Linked DNA regions of Mus musculus: region 2 is linked to region 1. The links are chromatin contacts, found by POLR2A ChIA-PET in ENCODE. All regions are on one chromosome and are shown on one strand. Each heading gives the region's core, a stretch centred on a gene start or an enhancer-like site at or near the end of the contact. The rest is flanking DNA. Distances are from core to core; before and after follow the strand shown.

Evidence for each region. ChIA-PET counts read pairs that join two places held with the same protein, here RNA polymerase II (POLR2A).
Region 2: POLR2A ChIA-PET joins it to region 1 with 14 read pairs in Patski. The contact joins the promoter of Relt here to the promoter of Fam168a in region 1. POLR2A ChIA-PET finds 5 or more read pairs at or near these places in 5 of 5 experiments (Patski and embryonic stem cell).

What each region holds. Positions count from the first base shown.
Region 1 is chr7:100,703,707-100,708,263 of GRCm38, forward strand. Fam168a (family with sequence similarity 168, member A) reads left to right here and starts at 2,929. Exons shown (of 9, transcript NM_001362169.1): 1 at 2,929-3,187.
Region 2 is chr7:100,860,139-100,865,051 of GRCm38, forward strand. Relt (RELT tumor necrosis factor receptor) reads right to left here and starts at 3,275. Exons shown (of 11, transcript NM_177073.6): 1 at 3,156-3,275.

The DNA.
Region 1 (4,557 bases), core at 1,679-4,178:
ACCTGCCTGGCAGGGTGGGTGGGTGTGTTGACTTGGGGGGGCGGGGAGACAGGGTTCTGGAACTCACTCTGTAGACCAGGCTGGCCTTGAAACCAGAGACTTGCCTGCTTCTGCCTACCAAGTGCTAGGATTAAAGGCGTGCACCACCAACCACCTGGCTAAAAAATTTTTTTTTTTTTTTTTTTTTAGGTGCAAATACATCCTATTTATTCCACAAACAATGATTTGTGAGGTAGAGTGTTTCAGACCCTTTATCATAATCCTGATCCCTTATCTTCACGTACCGGGAACACAAGGACCTCTGACCTTCAGATTAGAAACCACCAAGATAAGAATTAAGATATGCCCGGCATGGTGGCGCACGCCTTTAATCCCAGCACTCGGGAGGCAGAGGCAGGCGGATTTCTGAGTTCGAGGCCAGCCTGGTCTACAGAGTGAGTTCCAGGACAGCCAGGGCTATACAGAGAAACCCTGTCTCGAAAAACCAAAAAAAAAAAAAAAAAAAAAAAAAAAGAATTAAGATATAAGGAAAATCACTTCGTCTAAAATGAGCTCTATGGAAGGTATACCTTTGGCTTTGGCCTTGAGAATGAGTAGGAAGAGGCAGCTGGGAACATGGCGCATGCCTGGAGAGCCAAGAAAGGCGGGTCAGGCTTTCAAGGCTTTCAGGTCCAGCGTTGGCTATCGAGCCAGTTCCAGTTAAACTTGGGCTATAGGAAACTTTGTCTGGAGCAGAGAGAGAAGGTCCCCGAAAAGAGATAATTTGGGAAGAGAGATTGAGAGCTCCTTGCTAACTTTATGTTCTTCCATAAATTGTAGTTGTGATGGCTAATCTTGTCAGTTTGATGGGATTTAGAATTACTGTGGAAAAACAGATCTCTACGCATGTCGGAGGGATTATCTAGATTAGGCTGACTGAGGTGGGAAGGCTTACCCTAAATATGGGCAGTGCACGGGATGGGGTTCTTAGATGGAATGAAAGAGAGAACAAGCATCTCCCTCTCACGTGACCTGCTCCTGGGGCCTTACTGCTTACACTGATGACGTAATAGTTCTGTGCTATGGCTCAGTGGGAGATTTTACTGTAGGTCTGAGGGAGAGTTCAGCTCGAGGCATCTGGAAGAATCCAGAGCAGAAAGAAGAGTGGTAGAATGAACATGGCCAACAGAATGGACTTGGCTATGAGGTGGGGCAGGGAAAGAAAGAGAAAGAGCTTACCAAGAAAGAGGGGCAAGAGAGAGGAGGCCAAGAGAGCCCAAATATTAGGGTTATAGGATAATGAGAAGCCGGGGGGGGGGGGGGAAGCCCATGAACTGAAGAAATTTAGGGTCATGTTAGAGCCAAGGAGTCTGTAACAGGTTCTTATGAAACTGAGGGATCACTAAGCGGTGCATGGAGGTCAGAATGCTCTTTGGTATGCTAATAGCCAGGCACCACAGGTCACTATTTGTCCTGAATTTCTTTTGGACCTGACACTTATCTTCCCTAAGATAAAACTGTAAATTACAGTAAACCCTTCCTTCCTTCCTTCCTTCCTTCCTTCCTTCCTTCCTTAAATTGCTCTTATCAAGTATTTTGTCTCAGCAACCAGAGAAGTAACTAATACAGTACACAACTACCATTATTTTAATAGTGGGATTTACAGAAAGGTAGACACACAGTCCTGAAACACTGTTTAGGTAAACAAGACCCAAGGAAAGTTTGTAGGTGGGAAATCAAGAGGTTGTTGTATTTGGAATATCTATAGCTGTATCTGTGTGTGTGCGTGCAAGCATGTGTGTGTGTGTGTGTGTGTGTGTGTGTGTGTGTATGCATATGAAATAACCTTTTATGTTTAAAAAACGGTGTGTGCTTCCTTAAACAATTCAGACAGTATAAAAGATAAGAGGAACCTGAAACCTAACAATTCTTTCTTTAAGATAATCACTGATAACATTTTGGAGAATCTCTTCACTGAAATCTTTACGCTTTTATATCCTCGAACTTCAAATAAATCGAACCTGTCTAATCTTGCTGTTTTTGCTATCAATTTGCCCCTCTGACAAGAAATTGTGAAAAGCCTTTCATGTCTAAAGATATTTACCATCATTTTAAATGGCTGCTTAGCATTACGTTGAATACATACATCACTATTTATTAAATCAGCCCTCTATTGATGAATATCTACATCCTTCTCAACTCATATTCAACAACCTCCTATAATAACCGTGGGCATTGTTTTCCAAAAATTTTTGATAATCTTTTTAGATTAAATACTTATAAGTAATGTAAATGTAAACAAATGTGCTTTTTACATGAGGATTTAAGTTGCAGACTTGTCCTCTGATTTTCAGGGATGCCAGGGAAGCTGATGCAGCATTAGTTCTGGCGAGACAGTGACAACGGAGATGGCGAGGAGAGTACAGAATTACAGGTGATGTAGCCAATCTAGGCCCAAGCTCAGTGGGTTGGAATAGTCCTTCCCCTTTTTCTCTCTTTCACTTCTTTTTTTCTTAACATGGAGGAAGGACTGAGAACTGCATGTCCCAGCATTTCGCAAGGACCACACTCCTGGGAACTGTAGTACCGGGTCTGAGAGGGGTCCGGAAGGAGAGAATGGGAAACTGTGTGCGGCATGCTGGGAGGTGTAGTCCCTTGGGCGGAAAAGAGTGCATGTGTAGGTTGTTTTGCTTCATGGAGATGAGGCTGCGGAAATATCCAACTTCCCTCCCAAGAGGCCTTTGAGTTTACAAAAGCCCGTGGGAGTCCATTGTCTGTGACCCAAGAGGGTGCGGTCCAGGACCGGAGCAGGGTTGGGAGAACCAGGCCGCGCAGGGCCGTGGCAGAGCATGCCGGGAGTTGTAGTTCAAGAGCTCGGAGGCTGTGGGACGTGTCGGGACAGCGCGCCGACTCCTCCTCCCCCGCCCTTCTCAGCGGTCCCCCGCCCCCTCCCTCCGCCTCCTCCTCTCTTGCCTGCAGCCGAGCGTCCCCTTCCCCCACTGTCGGGTTTCTCCGCGGCTACTGCAGAGGATTCAGATCTGAGTAGCTGAGGAGAAGGAGGAGGAGGCTCCCGTCCCTGCGCGCCATCCACCACCCTACTGGACACGGACGAGGGAACGAGAGCGTCGCCGCTGTAGCCTCCAGAGAAGACAAGGGCATCGCCGCTTCAGTTGCGGCCGCCGCGGTTTTCGTCTGCAGCAGCTCGCCGGTGAGGAGACCCCCCCTCCGCCCCCCGGCCCGCTCCCGTGGAGCCAGGGCTGGTGGCGCCGGGGAGAACGAGGGTGGGGGCTGTAGGGCCCCCGCGCCGGCTTGGGGGAGGGGACCGAGGTGGCGATGGAACGGCGGGCTGGTGGGGGAGACTTGTCCGTACGCGGGCTGGGAGTGGGGTGAGGGTGGGACAGCAGCAGGTCAGGGAGGGTAGCGGAGGGGGGTGAGGGGGTAGGACTTTACATGGAGGGATAACCAGACCAGGGATAGGAGCATGGGGTGTGTAGGGTATTGAGGTGGAATTTGGGATTGTCTTGGGGCGAGGTGGAAGGTGAGATTGGAGTGGGATGTCTTTTAATGGGGGATGGGACTGAATGAAGGTGATGATTTGGGGTTGGCCTGAAGCAGTTGACAGCTTGTGATCAGAGCGGGGTGGGGGCTAAGGAGATGATTTCAATGCCAGTGGGATATAAACGTTGGATGGGACTCTAGGGAGTGCTAATTTTGGAAGGTGGGACTTGGGGTGGACCTGGGGAAGGAAGATGGAGATGGTAGGAGCTGGGGGTGAGGGCTTTGGCATGGGTTGAGACCCCAGCTTGAAATGGGCTGTTGTCTTCTGGGGATGATGGAATTTGTGAATACTTACGGAAATAGGGCTTGGAGAGAACAGAAGAGGTAGGAATTGTTTGGGGTTTTCTTGAGGTAGGCTGCTGCTGGAGGTTTGAATTTGGACTGGTAGTGATGAGACCTCCAACTACAGGAGATGGATGGATGAGGTAAGCTGACAGGAGGGAGTGAATTGTAAGTTGGGCCCCAAATAGGAAGACAGGGATTGAAATTGGGGATGAGGGCTCAGTGGAAAAGGATTTAGGATGAGTTTAGAGTCTCTGGAAGGAACAAGGTGGCTCCCCTGAGCGGAAGTTGGAGGTAGAGGATATGTCAGACTACTCAGCTGGACTCAACTAAAATAATTCTGGCAGGTGTCGAGCAAGGTTAGTGGATGGTATCATAAAGAAAATGTCTCTCTGCCAGTTTTGCAGAAGAAATGTCTGTGATAAGCTGGTTACCTGTGGTGAGGTGGCAGCGGGGATGGAGTGGGTCAGTTTATTTAGGAAAGGAAGGATTAAGATGTCCTCCAAGACACACCAGAGGTTTAGGGGTTAGAACATTTACATCAGCTGCTTGGGTGAGAGACAGTAATAACAAGACCATTAGAAGGGTCTTCACAGGGGACAGAGAAGGTACATTAAAGATTCTCCTAGAGGATATCTCATGCTATCAATTTGACCTTTTTGTTTTACGTTGGAATTGTCTGGAAATAGCAGCCCCAAGGGTAAAGTTATGAGAGAGCCATTTAAGGTAGAATTAAGG
Region 2 (4,913 bases), core at 2,025-4,524, 160 kb after region 1:
AGATTCCAGTGGCACTAGGGTCTCTAAAATGTCTTCTCCTCTGAATCCTGGTTTCCTTGCCTATGTCTACAAAGACTGAGGACTGTCTGGAGGACAGGGGCAAAGATCTGATAGCCTTAGGGGCTGAGCACACAGCAGGGATGTAATGCTGACTGCTGTCTCTATCTACCAGCTTAGCATGTGCAAGACTGGGTTCAATCCATATAGTACTGAAAAAGCAAACCAAACCAAAACAAAAAAGCAGCTGGACACACAGAGAAAGCCAAAGTTGGGGCAGAAGATTGCAAAGCTGTGATAGAACCTGCTGCCCTTGCTGCCAAGCGTCCAGGGATCAAGTGGCAAGATGGAAAGTGGACAGGAGAGCTATGCCCGCAATGCTAGGGGCTATGTGCCCTGTCATTCTTTGAACTAGTCTCTCCCAGTATATGGAGGGGCTGAGCCTGCTGGCTCTGTAAGGTGGGCCCCTCTATGCTTCCTACCAATGGCAGACACAGGCACCTCCCTGTAGCAACTACCACACCAAATAGAAACCCAGCGTGGCCCCACTTTCATCCCCAGAGGCCCAAGTTCCCAGAATGGTTTGGCTTGGGTGGGGCATACAGTAGAGCTGGGGGGCTCCACAGAGGCTGGGCCAGAAGGGAAGATTAACCCTTAGTTAACCCTTCTCCCCTCTCTCCTTCTCCTGGCCCTGAGCTATTTCTACCTCTGGGCTGGGGATGGAAATAACTTGGGCTCAGCCCCTGGAGACCAAGACAGCTATTTTCATCAGCCCCAAAAGCACAGCTCCAGTCATTCCAGGGAGAACTGAGGGACACCCTGATCCCCAGCCTCAGCTCTAGGCTGAGCACAGCAATGATCAGAATTAGAAAGAGTTGTTGGGAAGAATGGGGAGACAGAGACCCAGACTGGGTAGGGTAAGCACAAGGTCACTCCATTTGCTCTCCACCACAGCAAATGAGAGAGTCAAAGATAGGGGGTTGGGGACATCTTAAGTATGATGAAGGTCACCATCCTTGCACCCCAGGCTGTGCTGCTACTCCAGATACTTCAGAGCCAGGATACATGTTTCCAAGACCAGCTGCAGGCTCTAAAAGGCAGGAGATAGGTCTTCCTGGTGATCTCTGGCTCAGAGGCGGAGAAGGAACAAGAAGACTAAAAACGCCCACTTGCAATTTGTTAGCCACGTGGGCATGCGAATCTCACTACAAACTCAATTGGGGCACCTGTGCCAGGCCTACCAGGCCTGCCAGCCCAAGTCTGATAGATGGGAGCTCAGATATGCCAAGAGCAACTACCAGGAAAGTGGTGATCCTCTCCAAGCACCTCACAGGCAGGCTTGAATCCCAGTCCTGGCACTGTCCTGAGTCTATGTGACCTTGGACAAGCCACTGTGGTTCTCTGGGCCTCAGTTCCTCTAAGAGTCACCACATCTTAGAACCGCTGTAAGGATTCAACAAAACAGCACATTATGAAGTGTTTAAAGGAAAGCCTGTCACTGTCCCCCACCCCAATGTCAAGCCCCCCTTCCAGAGGGTCACCAAAAACAGACCCTCCACATACTACTTCTATCAGATGTGGTACCCCATCGCTACTGCCACCTCTGGAGCTAGGGAGCCCAGATGCCACCCATTCTACATAAATTGAGGCACTGCCCCTCTTGTGGGAGCAGGAGTCTCAGAATGGCCTTTTCCAGAGACCAAGCAAGAACTCCAAGACCAGATCAGAACAGACCATTCATTGCCGGAGAACAAATATTCCCTCTCTTTCCAACCAGGGGGCTGAAAAAGGAGACCTGGGTAGAGAAGTGTCTTTGGATTGAGGTTTCAGTATCTAAAGGGCCAGTGGCTTTTGAGTGGGAGCCTGACATCTTCTTGACCAACTGTGAGCAAGACTGTTTCCAACTGTTCACCAACACATGGGAACCTTGGACCACTCCATTGTGTCACAAGCAGACGCCTGCCCCCACCCCCACTGCAGTCTTTCTGTCTGGAGGGGAGAGGAGAATGGAGAAGACTGACCCAAAAACAATAGAGGATCCCAAAGTGATGATTCACAGGCTATTCACACCTCTCTGCAGACTGGGAGACTGAGGCTTAGCAGGGGTAGATCTGATCACAAAACAGAATACACAGTGCCTTGCTAGATGTTGGGGACTTCAGTGTGTGTGTGTGTGTGTGTGTGTGTGTGTGTGTGTGTGTGTGAGCGTGGAGTGGAGTGGAGACTGAGACCACCTCAGGTCTTCTCTGTGCCAGAGGGGCTAGCCCACCCAATTCTGGCTTCCTCTGCTAGGTCATGTCTGCGTGCAAACTCACTAAACTGAACTCTAAGGGTGTCTTGGAGAGAGATCTTTATTCCCTAGACTCCTGATCTTCCTTGGCCCCTCAAACACTGGAAGGTGTCAGGTTCCTCCTTGTCTTACTCTATCCTAGGCAGGCAGGCAGGCAGACAGTCTCTCTCTCTCTCTCTCTCTCTCTCTCTCTCTCTCTCTCTCTCTCTCTCTCTCCTCCCTCCCCCCCCACCCCGTCCCACATGCACCCTATGACCCCGTGATTCAGGGCTTGCTTAAGTTATTTAGGGTTCCTCTGTTCTACCTTATACTCACAACTAGCCCGGGTCACACTACAGGCCGGCCACACACAGTGACCCCAGTGACCTGGGGTCTCTCACATACACAATCACACACACTCTGCCTGCCTCACACACAGAGCCCCTCTGTGTCGCCCGCTAGGCTCGGCGTCACCGCCCAGTGTCCCAGCCACACGTTCGCCCGGGCCAGGCCGCCTCATGCGCCGTGTCACCCACAGTCACTGGCTGACACCGTTCAGAACACCCCCCCCCTTCCCGGCCGCCCCGCGCTGCAGCCGCACCGAGGCGCCGCCGTCCCGTCCCGCAGCCGGCCTTTGGTGTCAGTCCAAGTTTCCCGGGCTCCCCCGACCCCTTGCACGCCAAGTTCCGCTGCTTCCTCTCGCGCACCTTCTGACAGACTGCGCCGCGCGCGGTGCCGGGAGGACGCGCAGCCCGGGGGCTCCGGGACGCGTAGACAGCACCAGGATGGGACGGGACTGGGCAGGAGAGCGGGGCTGACGCATCCGCCGCTCAGGAGAACTTCCTCGGAGCAGCGGAGCGGGGCTGAGGGCCGTGCGCACCCTCCTTACCTGGCCCGCAGCACCAGCTTCGCTCAGCGTCCGACGCGGCGCCGGGGCCCCGCTAGGCGAGCGCTCGGGGCCGGCCGCGCAGCCTGCGCGCCTTTTGAATGAATCGCCGGCCTGGCCGGGAAGCTGCGCGGCCCCTCCCCTCGCGTCACGGCTTCTGGCCCCGCCCCCGACGTCAGAGCTCCGACTTGCGGCCCCTAACCCCGAGCCCCTCTGCGGGCCAAGGGCTCACGATTCTCCCGCCAGGCCACGCTGCTCCGCATCGCCACCTCTTGAGCCTCCTAGGAACTGCAGGGGCTACGACTAGGATGTTCTTCAGATGCATCCCTTGGGGCGCATCAGGGAGGCGCGGCCGTGTGTGTGTGTGTGTGTGTGTGTGTGTGTGTGTGTGTGTGTGTGTGTGTGTGTGTGTGTGTGTGTGTGTGTGTGTGTGTGTGTGTGTGTGTGTGTGTGTGTGTGTGTGTGTGTATGTGTGGTGTGTGTGTGTGTGTGTGTGCGCATGCATCCCTTGGGGCGCATCAGGGAGGCGCGGCCGTGTGTGTGTGTGTGTGTGTGTGTGTGTGTGTGTGTGTGTGTGTGTATGTGTGGTGTGTGTGTGTGTGTGTGTGCGCGCGCGTGCGGGCGTGTGTGTGTGTGTGTGTGTGTGTGTGGTGTGTGTGTGTGTGTGCGCGCGCGCGTGCGGGCGTGTGTGTGTGTGTGTGTGTGTGTGTGTGTGTGCTCCGAACCAAGAAATCTGGGCTTGTGTGATGCAGCGAAAAGGTGCTTGAGACATGAATGCTACTCAGATCCTGTCACCATTGCCTGTGTAACTAGGGCCACAGCTGCCACTGCCTGGGAATAGTCTTTGGAATTGGTTGTGGGTAAGAGCACCCTCAGTGTCTTGGATGAGACCCAAGCTGGTTTCTAGAATCCCCCACCTAGCTAATAAGAGAGACTATAAGGAATGCTCACCTGGTGAATTCCTTTGGAACCTGGCCTAAATACCCCTTCCTTCAGGGTAGCTGGTTCCTCCCCCAAGTAGGTATGACAATGACAATCCTCTCCCCTAACACCAGCGGTCCCACTCTTCTATCACCAATGCCAGCCATCGCAGTGTCCAGTGGAGGACAGGAGAAGTAACGGACTGGGAGGCCAGGATTTGGGAGGCAGAGGCAGGAAGCTCCTGAGTTCCAAGCCAGCCTGGGCTACATATGGAGACATTGTTTCACAAGCAAGCAAACACAAAAAGAGTGACCAACACTATGAGACATCGTTGTAGAAGCCAGGCAGTAAGTAACCATTGCACTCTTGCAATGGTTATAAACTGGGCCCGTGTGTGGTATGGTGCGGTGGTAGTAGCAGTAGTGGTGCGGTGGCACTAGCAGTAGCACATCTCAGCTCCCACAGCCTTCTCTTCCGTTACCTTCCCACTCCCCCAGCATCATTCAAAGAATCTAAGGTGGCCAGGAGAGCAGGATGAGATGAAACTCGGACAGCACAGAGGAGCCCAGTGCGGGAGACAGAGGCCTGGCTGGAATCAGGATAATCACAGCTCACGGAAGAGGTTGAGGAAGTAAATATGTCTGTTGGGAATGGGTGGGCTGGTAAACAAATTAAGTCATAGAATTTGAGCCACAGAAAGGAAAGGAAAGGAAAGGAAAGGAAAGGAAAGGAAAGGAAAGGAAAGGAAAGGAAAGGAAAGGAAAGGAAAGGTCAGGTCCCCAGAGCCTGGGAAATTCCAGGAGGAGAACTGGACACCTGAGAGACGAGAGGGAGGGGAGA